Linked DNA regions of Homo sapiens: region 2 is linked to region 1. A link is a loop called in an ENCODE intact Hi-C map of the cell type or tissue named here. Cell type or tissue: K562. All regions are shown on one strand. Each heading gives the region's core, and the rest is flanking DNA. Links, peaks and the distances in the headings are about the cores only. Region 1 holds the start of SNORD111B (small nucleolar RNA, C/D box 111B). Region 2 overlaps AARS1 (alanyl-tRNA synthetase 1).

Evidence for each region. A loop is a pair of places that touch in the nucleus more often than their neighbours do. Peaks named below come from ENCODE experiments on the same cell type or tissue, not always from the same donor. Only the 100,000 strongest peaks of a DNase experiment are listed, where the experiment ranks them.
Region 2: a loop joins it to region 1, with 4 times the contacts of the local background. A loop is called at or near these places in 11 of 110 quality-filtered maps.

The regions. Positions count from the first base shown.
Region 1 is chr16:70,528,168-70,531,080 of GRCh38, forward strand. It overlaps SF3B3 (splicing factor 3b subunit 3), which reads left to right. Exons shown (of 26, transcript NM_012426.5): 3 at 706-1,032; 4 at 2,578-2,750. SNORD111B (small nucleolar RNA, C/D box 111B) reads left to right here and starts at 1,332; the gene lies at 1,332-1,432. In K562, for the core only: a CTCF peak has its summit at 1,412 (motif pointing right); no DNase peak of the experiment used is centred there.
Region 2 is chr16:70,266,196-70,269,108 of GRCh38, forward strand. It overlaps AARS1 (alanyl-tRNA synthetase 1), which reads right to left. Exons shown (of 21, transcript NM_001605.3): 8 at 2,076-2,184; 9 at 1,464-1,614. Among named protein-coding and RNA genes, the nearest start is that of EXOSC6, 16 kb to the left of the region's middle. In K562, for the core only: a CTCF peak has its summit at 1,529 (motif pointing left); a DNase peak (open chromatin) is centred at 1,526.

The sequences.
Region 1 (2,913 bases), core at 257-2,756:
TTTTTTTTTTTTTTTGAGACGTAGTCTTGCTGTGTTGCCCAGGCTGGAGTACAGTAGTGCGACCTCGGCTCACTGCAAACTCCGTCTCCCAGGTTCAAGCGATTCTCCTGTGTCAGCCTCTGGAGTAGCTGGGATTATAGGCACGTGCCACCACACCTGGCTAATTTTTGTATTTTTAGTAGAGATGGGATCCCACCATGTTGGCCAGGCTGGTTTCAAACTCCTGACCTCAAGTGATCTGCCTGCCTCAGCCTCCCAAAGTGCTGGGATAACAGGTGTGAGCCACTGTGCGTGGCCTTTTTTTTTTTTTTTTTTTTTTTTAGAGACGATATCTTGCTGCGTTTCCCAGGATGGAGTGCAATGGCAGGATTATAACCCACTACATTCTCTGAACTCCTGGGTTCAAACTGTCCTCCCACGTAGCTGGGACTAGAGGCACAGGCCATCACACCTGACTAATTTTTTTTTGAGACGGAGTTTTGCTCTGTTGCCCAGGCCGGAGTGCAGTGGCACAGTCTTGGCTCACAGCAACCTCTACCTCCTGGGTTCAAGCGATTCTCCTGCCTTAGCCTCCCGAGTAGCTGGGATTACAGGCATGTGCCACCACGCCTGGCTAATTTTTGTATTTTTAGTAGAGACGGGGTTTCACCATGGTGGCCAGGCTGGGTTCTGGTTGTTTATGATCTTTATTTTTTGGTGATCTAGGAACCAAACAACAAGAAATTGTTGTTTCCCGTGGGAAGATCTTGGAGCTGCTTCGCCCAGACCCCAACACTGGCAAAGTACATACCCTACTCACTGTGGAAGTATTCGGTGTTATCCGGTCACTCATGGCCTTTAGGCTGACAGGTGGCACCAAAGACTACATTGTAGTTGGCAGTGACTCTGGTCGAATTGTTATTTTGGAATACCAGCCATCTAAGAATATGTTTGAGAAGATTCACCAAGAAACCTTTGGCAAGAGTGGATGCCGTCGCATCGTTCCTGGCCAGTTCTTAGCTGTGGATCCCAAAGGGCGAGCCGTTATGATTAGTAAGTGATTTACTCTACTTGCTGTATATGCCTAGTTTAGGATAACAATGCTGTGCTCTTGGTGGTGTGCCAGTGCCAATTAATTACTTATGTGGGTTTGGCATCATGTTTGGATTTACTCTAGGTTTAAAGTTGCATTTCCTTTTTAAAAGAGTTGCATTTTCTTTTAAAACAATGGGAAAAATCTTAACACACCTTTCTACTTCCCATCTAGTTGGAAATGGGTGTTTTTCAATTTCTTTTTCTTTGGCAAAAAGACTACAATGAAATGATCTTATGTTATTAGACAGTGAATATCGTTGCTTTCATCAGCCTGAAGTGATGATTCACATTCATGTCTCTTCTCTGATAAATTCTTGAAGAAAATTTTTGTGTGTCTGATCAGGCCTCTAGAGGGCAGTCATAAATCGTTAGATCTATTTCAGAGAATAAGGCTAATGATAATTTTATGAATTACTGTTTTTCAGTATCCTTAAATGTAGGACTCATTAAAAAATTTTGACTAGTTAGTGGGATATTTAAGACCTGTATTAGGAAGAAGGGGGCCACAATGATGCCATTGTCTTTAAAAAAATTTATTTATTTATTTTTAAGAGATGGGGGTCTCAGCCGGGCACGGTGGCTATTTATCTTTAAAAGAGATGGGGTCTCAGCCAGGTGCGGTGGCTCACACCTGTAATCCCAGCACTTTGGGAGGCCAAGGTGGGAGGATCACTTGAGGTCAGGAGTTTGAGACCAGCCTGGCCAACATGGTGAAACCCAGTCTCTACCAAAAATACAAAAAATTAGCTGGGTGTGGTGGTGGGTGCCTGTAATCCCAGCTACTTGGGGCAGGAGAATCGCTTGAACCCGGGAGGCAAAGGTTGCAGTGAGCCGAGATAGCGCTACTGCACTCCAGCCCGGACGACAGAGTGAGACTGCATCTCAAAAATAAATAAATAAATAAATAAATAAATAAATAAATAAATAAATAAGAGAGAGATGGGGATCTCACAATGCTGCCCAGGATGGTCTTGAATTCCTGGGCTCAAGCAATCCTTCCTTCTGTCTTGGCCTCCCAAAGTGCTGGGATTACAGACTTGAGCCACTGTGCCCAGCTCCACTATTGTCTATTCTTTTTTTTTTTTTTTTTCAAATGAGGCAGAGTTTCGCACTTGTTGCCCAGGCTGGAGTGCAGTGGTGCGATCTCAGCTCACTGCAACCTTTGCGTCTCAGGTTCAAGCAATTCTCCTGCCCCAGCCTCCCAAGTAGCTGGGATTAGAGGCATGCACCACCACACCTAGCTAATTTTTTGTATTTAGTAGAGACAAGGTTTTACTGTGTTAGTCAGGCTGGTCTTGAACTCCTGACCTCAGGTGATCCACCCACCTCAGCCTCCCAAAGTGCTATTCTGATGATAGAAAACAGAATCCTGAGTTTTTATACTTGTAGAGTTACTGCTGTTAATAATGATTAAAAGAAAAGCATGATGTGACTCTAGCTGTTCTATAAGTCTCTCTTCTCATTATCTGGGAATCTTGTATGTTTTATCTCCTTCAACTACAGGTGCCATTGAGAAACAGAAATTGGTGTATATTTTGAACAGAGATGCTGCAGCCCGACTTACCATTTCATCTCCCCTGGAAGCCCACAAAGCAAACACTTTAGTGTATCATGTAGTTGGAGTAGATGTCGGATTTGAAAATCCAATGTTTGCTTGTCTGGAAATGGATTATGAGGTAATGGGGACCCTGTCTCTTTGCGTTTCTTTCAGTCACCTCAGTGTTTTTTTTTAAGATTGTTTTCCGGCCGGGCGTGGTGGCTCACGCCTGTAATCCCAGCACTTTGGGAGGCAAGGCTGGCGGATCATGAGGTCAGGAGATCGAGACCATTCTGGCTAAC
Region 2 (2,913 bases), core at 118-2,617, 260 kb before region 1:
CCCAGCTACTCGGGAGGCTGAGGCAGGAGAATGGCGTGAACCCGGGAGGTGGAGCTTGCAGTGAGCCGAGATAGCGCCACTGCACTCCAGCCTGGGCGACAGAGCAAGACTCTGTCTCAAAAATAAAAAATAAAAAAAAATAAATAAAAAAATTGCCAGGCGCGGTGGCGGACACCTGTAGTCCCAGCTACTAGAGAGGCTGAGGCAGGAGAATGGCATGACCCTGGGAGGCGGAGCTTGCAGTGAGCTGAGATCACACCACTGCACTCCAGCCTGGGCAACAGAGTGAGACTCCATCTCAAAAACAAAAACAACCTCACCTGGACAATTTTCTATTTCTTTTTTTTTGAGAGTCTCACTCTGTTGCCCAGGCTGGAGTGTACTGGTGTGATCTCGGCTCATTGCACTCTCCAGCTCCAGGATTCAAGCGATTCTCCTGCTTCAGTCTCCCGAGTAGCTGGGATTATGGGTGCCCGCCATCATGCATGGCTAATTTTTGCATTTTTAGTAGAGATGGGGTTTTACCATGTTGGCCAGGCTGGTCTCAAATTCCTGACCTCAGGTGATCTGCCTGCCTCAGCCTCCCAAAGTGATGGGATTAAAGGTGTGAGCCACTGTGCCCAGCCTTACACATCTATTTCTTTTTCTTTTTCTTTTTGAGATGGTGTTTCGCTCTTGTTGCCCAGGCTGGAGTGCAGTGGCATGATTTTGGCTCAATGCAACCTCCGCCTCCCCGGTTCAAGCAATTCTCCTGTCTCAGCCTCCCAAGTAGCTGGGATTACAGGCGCATGCCACCACACCCAGCTAATTTTTTGTATTTTTAGTAGAGACGGGGTTTTGCCATGTTGGGCAGGCTGGTCTTGAACTCATGACCTCGTGATCCGCCCGCCTCGGCATCCCAAAGTGCTAGGATTACAGGTGTGAGCCACCACACCCAGCTGACAAATCTATTTCTTGATCTGAATGTGTGTTCAATTTGTGAAAATTCATCAAGCTTTTCCCTTGTTCATTATACTTCAATAAAGAATCTTTGGAAACTGGGGAGAAAATCTTTGGAATTAATTTTCCCCAAATTGCAAAACAGTACATACCAAATATTCCCACTTTTGCTTGAAAAATACACACACACAAATATCTACATGTATTTGCATGCAAACAGAGAAGAATCCTGAAGAGTTCTACACCAAACCATTAAGAGTTGTTCCCTCTGAGAAATGAGTGTGGAAAAGAGGATTTTCATTTTCTGAACACTTTTGTATTCTGTATTGTTTGAATACTTTGGCCACAATGATGCATTACTTTTACCATTTTACTATAAATTCCAGTTTGCACCAAAAGCAATTCAATCAAGCTATGTTCAGCCTCAGAGACATGAGAGCCCACAGTCAGTCTGTCAGAAAGGGCTTGTCTTTCCCAGAAAGATCAAACGGCCAGGATGGAGAAGGGCAAAAACTGGTACCTACCGGGAATGGTCTTGCTGTCTCCCAGGCTCTGAATTTTCCTGTCCAGGATGCGACGCCCTCTGCTGAGAGTCTTGAGAAACTGCACCTCTTCTTCATTAATGATGTCCTTCACCATGTCTGGGTCCTTCTTCAGCTCAGGAAATGCATCTCCCTGACAAAGGGGAAGCAAGATGAGGGGCTGGATGAAGCCAGAGACTGTTCCCTGCCCCGTCTTAAAAAAGCTCCTTAGCTGGGTGCAGTGGCTCACGCCTGTAATCCTACCACTTTGGGAAGCCGAGGCAGGTGGATTGCCTGAGCTCAGGAGTTCAAGACCAGCCTGGGCAACACGGTGAAACCCTGTCTCTACTAAAACAGAAAAGATTAGCCAGGCTTGGCGGTGTGCACCTGTAATCCCAGCTATTCGGAAGGCTGAGACAGGAGAATCGCTTGAACCCAGGAGACAGAGGTTGCAGTGAGCCAAGATCACTCTATTGCACTCCAGCGTGGGTGACAGAGTGAGACTCCGTCTCAAAAAACAGCAACAAAAAGCTGCTTAACAGTATGCCCTCTCCCACTCCATCCCTCTTAACGGACTGCTTTAGCACAGAAGGGTAAGCAGAGAAATAAACCTACCAGGGACTGGACGACAACATCCACTAACGTAGCAAAGAAGCCCCTGCTGGCATTGAGCTTTTCATGGGCGTATCGGACAGCTCGGCGGAGAATCCGTCTCAACACATATCTGTAAGAGGCAAAAACTAGTCCCCAACGTTCCCAGCTGAGGGTTTTGTCTTGAGTCCCTTGGAATCCTACCCAAAGCAACACCTCTTTCAGGAACTTTCTTTTATCCTAAGCCTGCTTCTTTCGCATTCCCCAAGGTCATTAATTTTAGCACAAGACTCAGTAACATACCCACAAATACCCGTCAAGGCTTCCCTAGGGTAAACGCTGGTTTGTTTTCCTTTCACATTCAGTTACCCATAGAGGGAGGAAAGATGGACAGACCAGATGTGTACTTGATGCCTGTGATCCCAGGTCCTGCCTGTCAGTAAGAGAGATTCCCAGGGCTGGTCAATACCTACCCTCACCCTGCCCCTGCCAATCTCCTATCAGGCAACTTTGAATACAATCCTTATCATCTGTACTCAGCAGCAGAGATTTAATATAGTGGCAACTCTGTGACACTAGCTGAAACTCCCTTCATCCCTTAAAAAAGGGGTGGGGGATTCTTCCACCTGCCCAAGACAAGGAAACAATAACGAAAGATGGCTTTAAGTTTCATAAAGAGGCCGGGCATGGTGGCTCACACCTGTAATCCCATCACTTTGGGAGGTCGTAGCAGGTGGATCATCTGAGGTCAGGAGTTCGAGACCAGCCTGGCCAACATGGCAAAACCCCACCTCTGGCCGGGCACGGTGGCTCACGCCTGTAATCCCAGCACTGTGGGAGGCCGAGGCGGGCGGATCACCTG